2 separate regions of the Homo sapiens genome follow, and region 2 is linked to region 1. Evidence: chromatin contacts called from ENCODE Hi-C or POLR2A ChIA-PET data. All regions are on one chromosome and are shown on one strand. Each heading gives the region's core, a stretch centred on a gene start or an enhancer-like site at or near the end of the contact. The rest is flanking DNA. Distances are from core to core; before and after follow the strand shown. Region 1 overlaps SNAP29 (synaptosome associated protein 29). Region 2 holds the start of LRRC74B (leucine rich repeat containing 74B).

Evidence for each region. Hi-C counts contacts between places; a loop is a spot of excess contacts on that map. ChIA-PET counts read pairs that join two places held with the same protein, here RNA polymerase II (POLR2A). Pooled maps may share reads with other maps.
Region 2: a pooled map shows a loop between it and region 1 (4-fold over the local background). The contact joins the promoter of LRRC74B here to the enhancer-like site in region 1. A Hi-C loop is called at or near these places in 7 of 50 pooled maps. POLR2A ChIA-PET finds 5 or more read pairs at or near these places in 4 of 52 experiments (RWPE1, WTC11, activated CD4-positive, alpha-beta T cell and 1 more).

Annotation. Positions count from the first base shown.
Region 1 is chr22:20,883,203-20,887,731 of GRCh38, reverse strand. It overlaps SNAP29 (synaptosome associated protein 29), which reads right to left. Exons shown (of 5, transcript NM_004782.4): 4 at 4,163-4,261; 5 at 1-53. Among named protein-coding and RNA genes, the nearest start is that of SNAP29, 26 kb to the right of the region's middle. RefSeq lists an enhancer at 1,461-1,961. Within about 2 kb of position 1,836, at least 25 of the 41 ENCODE cell types and tissues checked have a DNase peak (open chromatin) inside an H3K27ac peak, as active enhancers do.
Region 2 is chr22:21,044,041-21,048,569 of GRCh38, reverse strand. It overlaps LRRC74B (leucine rich repeat containing 74B), which reads right to left and starts at 2,624. Exons shown (of 10, transcript NM_001291006.2): 1 at 2,445-2,624; 2 at 1,072-1,214; 3 at 554-686. The coding sequence starts at 2,583. It also overlaps the pseudogene P2RX6P.

The DNA.
Region 1 (4,529 bases), core at 587-3,086:
CTGCATCCCCAGGGCTATGTCCTTCAGACGACCCAGTCCCATGGACAGCTCATCTGCAGGAGGAGGAAATGACACGCAGGCATGAGCAAACAGTCACGGCACCTGCAAATGCTTCTTGATGGTGTGGGTAAGTGGGAGAGACAGGGATCTGTGTTGCCTGGGGGGACTGCACCCACTGCAGAGATGAGTCTTGACTTAATTGATTCTGTCAGGGTGAAGAGTAAAGCCTTTTCCCAGGTTTGTGACTGTGTGTGTGTGTGTGTATGTGTGTGTGTGTTTGTGCACGCTGGGGGTAGGGAGATATGCCCAGGGCTGCTTTCTGCCTTTTTACTAGGAACAGCAGCCAGGAAAGAGCCAGAGAGGAGAGAGAAGAGGTGGTGCTTTGTAAGCCTTCTTACTTGCAAGATTAAATATAAAACACTAAGAGAAAAAGGATCAGGATACACAAAGGCTTAGCACTGGTACCACAAATCTAAGCAAAATCAGTTTTTTGTTTTTTTTTTTTTTGAGACAGCATTTTGCTCTTTTGTCCAGGCTGGAGTGCAGTGCCATGATCTCGGCTCACTGCAACCTCCGTCTCCTGGGTTCAAGCAATTCTTCTGCCTCAGCCTCCTGAGTAGCTGGGACTACAGGCACACGCCACCACACCCGACTAATTTTTTTTGTATTTTTAGTAGAGATAGGGTTTCACCATATTGGCCAGGCTGGTCTCGAACTCCTTACCTTGTGATCCGCCCGTCTTGGCCTCCCAAAGTGCTAGGATTACAGGCGTGAGCCACCGCGCCCGGCCAAAATCAGTTTTTTTAAAAAGGTAGTTTTGGCCGGGTACAATGGCTCATGCCTGTAATCCCAGCACTTTGAGAGGCTGAGGTGGGTGGATCGTATGAGGTCGGGATTTTGAGGCCAGCTTGGCCAACATGGTGAAACCCCATCTCTACTAAAAAATATAAAAATTAGCCAGATGTGGTGGTGCATGCCTGTATTCCCTGCTACTCGGGAGGCTGAGGCAAGAGAATCACTTGAACCTGAGAGGAGGAGGTTGCAGTAAGCTGAGATCAATGCACTGCACTCCAACCTGGGCGACAGAGCAAGACTCCGTCTCAAAAAATGAAATAAAAAGATAGGCTGAGTGTGGTGGCTCATGCCTGTAATCCCAGCACTTTGGGAGGCCGAGGTGGGTGGATCACTTGAGGTCAGGAGATCGAGACCATCCTGGCTAACATGGTGAAACCCCGTCTCTACTAAAAATACAAAAATTAGCTGGGCATGGTGGTGCACACCTTGTAATCCCAGCTACTCGGGAGGCTGAGGCATGAGAATCACTTGAACCCAGCAGGCAGAGGCTGCAGTGAGCTGAGATTGTGCCACTGCACTCTAGCCTGGGCGACAGAGTAAAACTCTCAGAAAGAAATTAAAAAATATAAAAATAAAAAGATTGTCTTCAAGTCAGGCACAGTGGCTCATGCTTGTAATCCCAGCACTCTGGGAGGCTGAGGTGGGAGGATCACTTGAGCCCAGAAGTTGGAGACTAGCCTGGGCAACAAAGCGAGACTCCATTTCTAAAAAAGAAAAGAAAAGAAAGAGAAAAACAGTATAATTAAAATTAAAAAAAAAAAAAAGATAAGTCTTCAGCTCTTTGCTTCTTAAGCTTACTAAAATTCATGGCCTCGTGCTCCATGGAGAGCAGAGCCTGTGGTTGCCTCAGGCCTCAGGAGGAAGCTCACTGGCAGCCAGGGCAGCAAAGGATAAGCAAACAGAGAGGCTGAGATAAAATGTGTGATAATGTAAAACCACCAGGCCAGGGCGCTGGAGTCCAGAGAGCTTGCCTGAGATCCTGAAATAGCAGGGAGATAGTGTTAAGACGGGAAGAGTGTGAACAAAGGCAACACTCCCTGCCCCACCAGAGTGGACCGGCCTGGCCTGTGTCAGCAGGGCCAGAGGGCTGAGCTCTGAACTAGCCACTCGCCCTTCTGCCCAGGCCCACCTCCTACTCTAGACTGCGTCCTGCCGGTAACTGCCCAGCTGCTCGTCCACAGTGCCAACTGTGCACCCTCAGCACCTCCTAGTGGCGGGCAGTACTCAGCACTTCTTCCTGCCTCTGAATGCAGTATCCTTCCTCAAAGTCCCTTCTCCCACTTCTGCCAGCAGGCACCAACCATACCACTAGCCCTAACCTCTCCCTTTCTCGCAGTGAAGGACAAAGGGCTTTCACGCCTCTCTGGGCTTCTCTGGAGTGGTTAGATCTGGGCAGACACACCTTCTGCCTCAGATAAGTCTTTGGCTCTGGAGGACAGAGTCCAGGGCATAGAAGGAGGTGGCAGCTGTCTGGGGCTTCCCAGACAGCAAGCAGGAGAAAACCCGTGCACAGACACTCCATGTGCATCTTCATGGGTTTCAGTTTTGCCTTCCACTAGATACCTTTACAGCAGGGGAGGATTTTATTATTTGTCCCCTACACTTTGCCAACTCCTAACAGGGGGTGGGAGACTGACAGGGTGACCCAGGTCACCACGGGGGAGATTTCTGCTCAGGGAGTAGCGGTAGGAGGAGGCAGCAAGTCTGAGACACTACTTAGAATAAACTCACAGAACTGCCCACAGGCCAACACCTACTTGAATTTCAAGTAACTGACTTTTCCATTCAAAAAATAATCACTGGCTAGGGCGCAGTGGCTCACACCTATAATCCCAGCACTTTGGGAGGCCGAGACAGGCGGGTCACCTGAGGTCGGGAGTTCGAGACCAGCCTGACCAACAAGGAGAAACCTCATCTCTACTAAAAATACAAAATTAGCTGAGCATGGTGGTGCATGTCTGTAATTCCAGCTACTCGGGAGGCCGAGGCAGGAGAATCGCTTGAACCCAGGAGGCAGCGGTTGCAGTGAGCTGAGATTGCACCATTGCACTGCAGCCTGGGCAACAAAAGCAAAACTCTGTCTCAAAACAAAACAAAACAAAACAAAACATAATCACTAAGTGCTTGCCTGCTGGGCCCCAGATACAAAGTAGTGACAAAATGGAAACACTCCCATGCTGTCCTGGAATCTACAGTCTGATTGGGAAGACAGCAGGCAAACCAGCAGATACACAATCACAAACGGCCAGGGCAGCCCCCTGGAAACACAAGGGTCCTGAGAGACAGGGAGAGGAGGCCATACTAATGCAAGACTGACAGAAAGAGAAGGAGCCAGCCTACAGAGAGTCGGGGGAGCCCATCCAGGCAGATAGGGGCCACGAGGCAGAAAGAACTCACATCAGAAATCCCACACGAGCCTGCAGGTGATGAGGGCAGAAGGGACTAGGGCAGCCAAAGAGAGCCTGGACTGCACTGTGAGTGTGTGGGGTTCCATGAGAGAGTTCTGGAAGAATATACCCTTCACTTCTTCTTTTTTTTTTTTTTTAGGTGGAGTTTCGCTCTTGTTGCCCAGGTTGGAGTGCAATGGTGCGATCTTGGCTCACTGCAACCTCTGCCTCCCGGGTTCAAGTGATTCTCCTGCCTCAGCCACCCGATAGCTGGGATTACAGGCGCCTGCCACCACGCCCGGCTAATTTTTGTATTTTTAGTAGAGACAGGGTTTCACCATGTTGGTCAGGCTGGTCTTGAACTCCTGACCTCGGGTGATCCACCCGCCTTGGCCTCCCAAAGTGCTGGGATTGCAGGCGTGAGCCACTGCGCCCGGCCCCCTGCACACCCTTCCGTTTTGAAACATCATGCTGGAGGCTGTGTGGCCAAAGTGCCAATTGCAACACGAGCACTAACTCTTACCATCCCAGGCACTTTCTGGCTCAGGTAACCTTTCCACTGTTCTCAGAGGTAGCCCATTTCACAAGGAGGAAAACAGGGCTCTGAGTGGCCAGGTGGGAAGGATGAAGTGAGCGGTCACGTCCAGGCTATACTTTATGGCCTCTCAGGGACTCCTGGGTCCCTGGTGCTGTTCATGAAAGTGAGAGGTGGGGAGGGCTCGGCTGGGCTAGAAGTAGGAAATGGTGAGAAGTGGAGAGATTCCAGAGACAGTGAGGTGGCAAGATGGACCCAGCTTGGCGTGGGATGTGATGTGTGGTGAGGGAACTGAAGCTGGAGGATGCTCATGCAGGGGCTATGCTTGGCGTAAGCTGCCTGAAGGACAGTGGCTTACAGAAGCTGGTGTGGTGCTCAGTCTTACCTAGGTTGCTGTCGATCTTCTGGTGATAGGCTCGAAGGTGTGGGTTCTTTGGGTAAGCATCAGTACTCATGGCAGAACCAGCCCCTCTGGGGACAGGGTCTAAGTTTAGAAGGAAACACCAGGAGAGCGGTTAATTGACATTCCTTCAAATGCTGCTTCACACACCCAAAACAATTTCATCTGGAAAATGGGTGGAAGGAACGAAGGGGTTGGTTCTGAGGCTATCCAGAGGGATGAGGGAGGAGCACAGCGCAGGCTCATGGGCCAGAAGAAGAGACGCTTCCACGGGGTAGGAGAGGGTTCTCACTTTCCCTCAGTACTTGGGAGATCAAACACCCTCAAATTAAGGGTCACCTAACTCCTGGTG
Region 2 (4,529 bases), core at 1,375-3,874, 160 kb before region 1:
ATGGGTCACACACTCTTCTGACCACTTCAGGAGTGCATTTCACTTCATGCTCACCACAGCCCCAAGCCCATAAGGTATTTTGGGGGCCATTTCACAGATCAGAAACTGAAGCTCAGAGAGGTTAAGCTGCTTGCCCAGGTATCCAGCTCTTCAGTGGCAGAACTGGCATTTGGATCCAGCCCCATCAAACTCCCACATTGCCTACCTGCTTCTTACAATGCCCAACTCCCACCTCTCTGTGTGGAAGGACTCTCCCATCCTGCATTCAGGTACTGGGAGTCTCCCATGTGCTAGGTGAAGAGGGGGATGCTGGCCAGCAAGGGAGGGGAGTGATGGTGTGGGGTGGGTGAGGAAAGGACTTCTATCAGGCATCGGCTGCACAGCAGAGGGTCTAACTCCACCCCACATGCCCCCTCCTGTGATGAGGCCCCTCTTCTATCCACCAGCAACACCAGCAGGCCCCAGGTGACACGGCCCAGCTTTCAACGATGGAGGCACATCCCTGAGGAAAAGGAGGACACGCCTGCCCACCTGCCCCAGACCCAGCACCTACCATGGATGCTGCTGCTTTTGCTCAGGGCACCTGCCAGGGCCTCTGCACCTGCCCCACAGAGCCCATTGTCTCGAAGGTCCAGCCGCTTGACATATGGATTGGAGCTCAATGAGGAAGCCAGAGCCCGGGCGCCCTGGGACAGACAGAGCAAACACACTGGCCACTATCCTGGCTCATGCTCCAGGGCTCAGCCCACTCCACATCCTCCAGCTGGAAAGCCCTCCCCTTCCCACCTGTTTTAAGTGACACCTGCTTCTCCTTTTAGGCTCTGTGAAGGTCTCCCCCCACCCCCAGCTCTCCCTGACCCCCCAGCGGGTTAGGAGCCTGCAGGATCCACAACCCTTAACGCCACCTGTCACAGCCTCAATCCCATCTGTCTCCCAGATGTGGAGGGTAGGGCATGACTGACACAGGCAGAAGCTGGGGAGTGTAGGGGACAGACACAGGGGCACTCCCATGGCTGCTGTCTCCCGAGGCCTCTCCCCGTAAGCCTGGATACAGTGTCCCTCCAGTGGTACCTGGGGCCCCAGGCCACGGTGCCGGAGGTTCAGCTCTTGGGCGCTCCCTTGGCGCAGAAAGCAGGAGATGGGCACAACACTATGGGCCCGGCAAGACCTCAGGTACAGTGTGTCCCTGACCAGTTCTCCAAGCCCATCGGTGCCTGGCAGGAGACAGGGGGACGAATGTGGACCCTGCACAGCTACAGCCACCTGTGTCCTCCCCTGCCCTGTGTCACTACCTGGCCTATGTTTTGCCTCTAGAAGCACTGCTTCCTGTGCTTCTTGGGACCACTGCTCCCATATGACAGATGAGGACATCAAGCCTCAGGCAACGCAAATCTTTTCCTTAAAGTCATACGGCTATCAAAAGAAAGCTGGACAACCTGGGCAACATAGCTAGACAAATTTTCTTTTTTTTTTTTTCGAGACAGACTCTTGCTCTGTCACCCAGGCTGGAATGCAGTGGCACGATCTCGGCTCACTGAAACCTCTGCCTCCCAGGTTCAAGCAATTCTCCTGCCTCAGCCTCCCGAGTAGCTGGGATTACAGGCGCCCACCACCACACTGGGCTAGTTTTTTGTATTTTCAGTAGAGACGGGGTTTCACCATGTTGGCCAGGCTGGTCTCGAACTCCTGACCTCAGGTGATCTGCCTGCCTGGGCCTCCCAAAGTGCTGTGATTACAGGCGTGAGCCACCCCACCCAGCCAAAAAATTTTTATATTAGCCAGACGTGGTGGTCTCCTGTAGTCCCAGCTACTCAGGAGGCTGAGGCAGAAGGCTCACTAGAGTGCAGAGTTCAAGGCTGCAGTGAGCTATTATCCTGCCACTGCACTGACGCCCGGGTGACAGAGCAAGACCCTGGCTCTAATAAATAAATAATTTATTTATATATTTATTTATTAATAAATATGAGCCCAAGCAACCCAATGTTGTTTGTAGTAGAAGTCATGGCTGGCCTGCGCTGAGCATCCCACAGCTAGTGGTGGTAGCTAATCCTGCCAGAGTCAGGCCTCTGCCTGTCTGATGCCAAATTGCATGCTGTGTCTTTTAACCTGGATTGCAGGCCACAAATGTTTTGTAAACATTTTACGGGAGAAAAAACCGAGATAGTTCTAAATTCCATACATCCATTAGCTTAGTTTTTCCTGTGGATTGGGAAAACCCGGCTCTGATTTCATTTCAGGGTGGGACAGCCCTTGGTGCACTGTCTGGCGGGATTTTGCATTTTATCCTGATGCTTCCAGGAGCAATGAAGGGAAGGCAGGGGGCTGGAGGCGCCCCGCAGGCGGGTACGTTCCCTGCTGGCCTTAGCCCCAGCCCGCCTCCCCCAACCCCTGCGGGAGAAGACCCCCAAAGGGGAGGAGTCGGGCCTGCCCCCTCCCCCGAGCACCTTCCGTCTCCAGGTCGGAGTCCCAATTGGCCTCGGGACCCTGCTCGGCCTCGGGGACCCCTGAAAGACGCCCACAGGCCACCATAGCCTCTTCTTTCTGCTCTTCATCCTCCCCAGACCTCTCACAGGAACCCCTCATGGTTACGACCCTCTCGCAGTCTCAGACACTGAGTCGGAGACAGCTTGACCCCGCGCCCAGAGCGCGGCCCGGGATTGTGGGCGGAGTCTGCGGCTGCGCTGACCAACCGAATGTGCCGTCCAGCAACAGGCACCCCCCACAGCCAATAGCGACGCGCTCTCCCGCGGCGGTCGCCCCGGCAACCCGGTGTTGTCGGTTGCCGTAGAAACTGTGGCCGGCTTGTGCTGAGGCTCCTCGCCCGGGCTGATACACTGCATGCGCCACAGACCATGCACCGGATTGGGCGCCTTGCTGCGTTTATCCCCCTGCCTCCCCTAGGCGGTTCCAGCATCGCCCCCCTTTCATGGAATGGGAAACATGCCTGACTCCAGAGCTTGTGTTTTCTTCACTGCACTTGGGAATGGCTTTTCAGGAGGGCCTGGGGAACTTCGCAGAGCCAGGTCACCCTCTCACTCTGTGGCTCTCAGTTCTCTTGCATGCGCTGGCCTTTGCATACGCTGTTCGCTCCCCTGGGAACCTCCATCCCCATCTTTGTCTGCTTGTTGAACTTCAGAATCTGCAAGCGTCAGCTCAGAAGTCACTTATTCCTGAAGCTTTACTCAGAGCCCCCCCGGGGCTGTTGCTGCCCTCAGGCCGTCTTCTCACAGCACTGATAACAGCTGTCCTTCCCCATCCTCTCACCACGTCCACTCCCACCGGAGGAAGTGAGGCCAGAGGGCAGGGACAGAGCTGCTGTTTTCTGTGTGCCACCAGGGCCCAGCAAAGAGAATGTAGGGAGGGTGGGAGGTGCAGGGCAGCTGGGGTTAGGGGCTGAAGGCTGGGTGTTGGAGGCTGGATCCTGCTTTAGTGGAAGTGTCCCTTTAACAGCGGCTGGCGTGGCCTGGCTCGGGCCCTGCTTTGCCTCCTGTTCAGCTGCGGCTGCAGCTGCCATGCTGACTCATGTGCCCGCAGCTAGCAGGAGCTGGCAGCATGGGCTCCCCAGGGGCCACAGCAGACTAGGGGCTTCTGGATTATAAAACGGAGAAGTATGTGATGACCAGGAACTGGTGGGGGGGCGCCCTGCAGAGGCTGCTGCAGTTTGGGATCGTCGTCTATGTGGTAGGGTAAGAGAGAAGAGCTTTTGGCCAGGCTGGAGGGGCAAGGGAAGAGGTCGGGGGTGGGGCTTGGTCCTGCTGGGTTGAAGTTGAGGGTTGGGCTGTTTAGGGGCTGGAGGGGAAGGGGCCATAATGGGACGGGGTGGGAGGTAGGCAATACAAGACAGGAGAGCAAGAACAAGCTGTGTGTTTGTCCTGTGTGTCCACCTGCCTGCTTCCCAGTCCCTCCCCACGGCCCCACCCAGGGGGCACAAGACATTGTCCTTAACATCTGTGAGAGCTGGAGCACTAGGCCCCCAGAGAGACCACCAGCTATATCTCCGGTCAGGGGAGTCTATAAGCTCGGAGCTGGGTCTACTGAGGCTGGGGGTGGGTGCTGGCTAGTGAAGGTGATTGTCTGAGGGCACTGGCTCTCTGATGCATGGCTGGAGCTTCTGTCTCGTTCAGGGAGTCTACAGTGGGAAGTGGGGCCAGAGAGGATGCTGGACTGGGAGCCTGTAGGGTGTGGGGAGAGAACTGAGCATGTAGGGCCCAGCTCTGCCCCGTCACTACACGCTGGGGGGACACCACACTGCCCATCTTCTCCTTCCCAGGTGGGCGCTCCTCGCCAAAAAAGGCTACCAGGAGCGGGACCTGGAACCCCAGATTTCCATCACAACCAAACTCAAAGGGGTTTCCGTGACTCAGATCAAGGAGCTTGGAAACCGGCTGTGGGATGTGGCCGACTTCGTGAAGCCACCTCAGGTGGGGGCCCTGATGTTGCTGACGGGGGCGCAAGTCCTTTCCCCACTGACAGCTTGAACACCCGCCATGCAGCCAGTGTGTGCGAGAGAGAAGCATGTGATGCCAAAG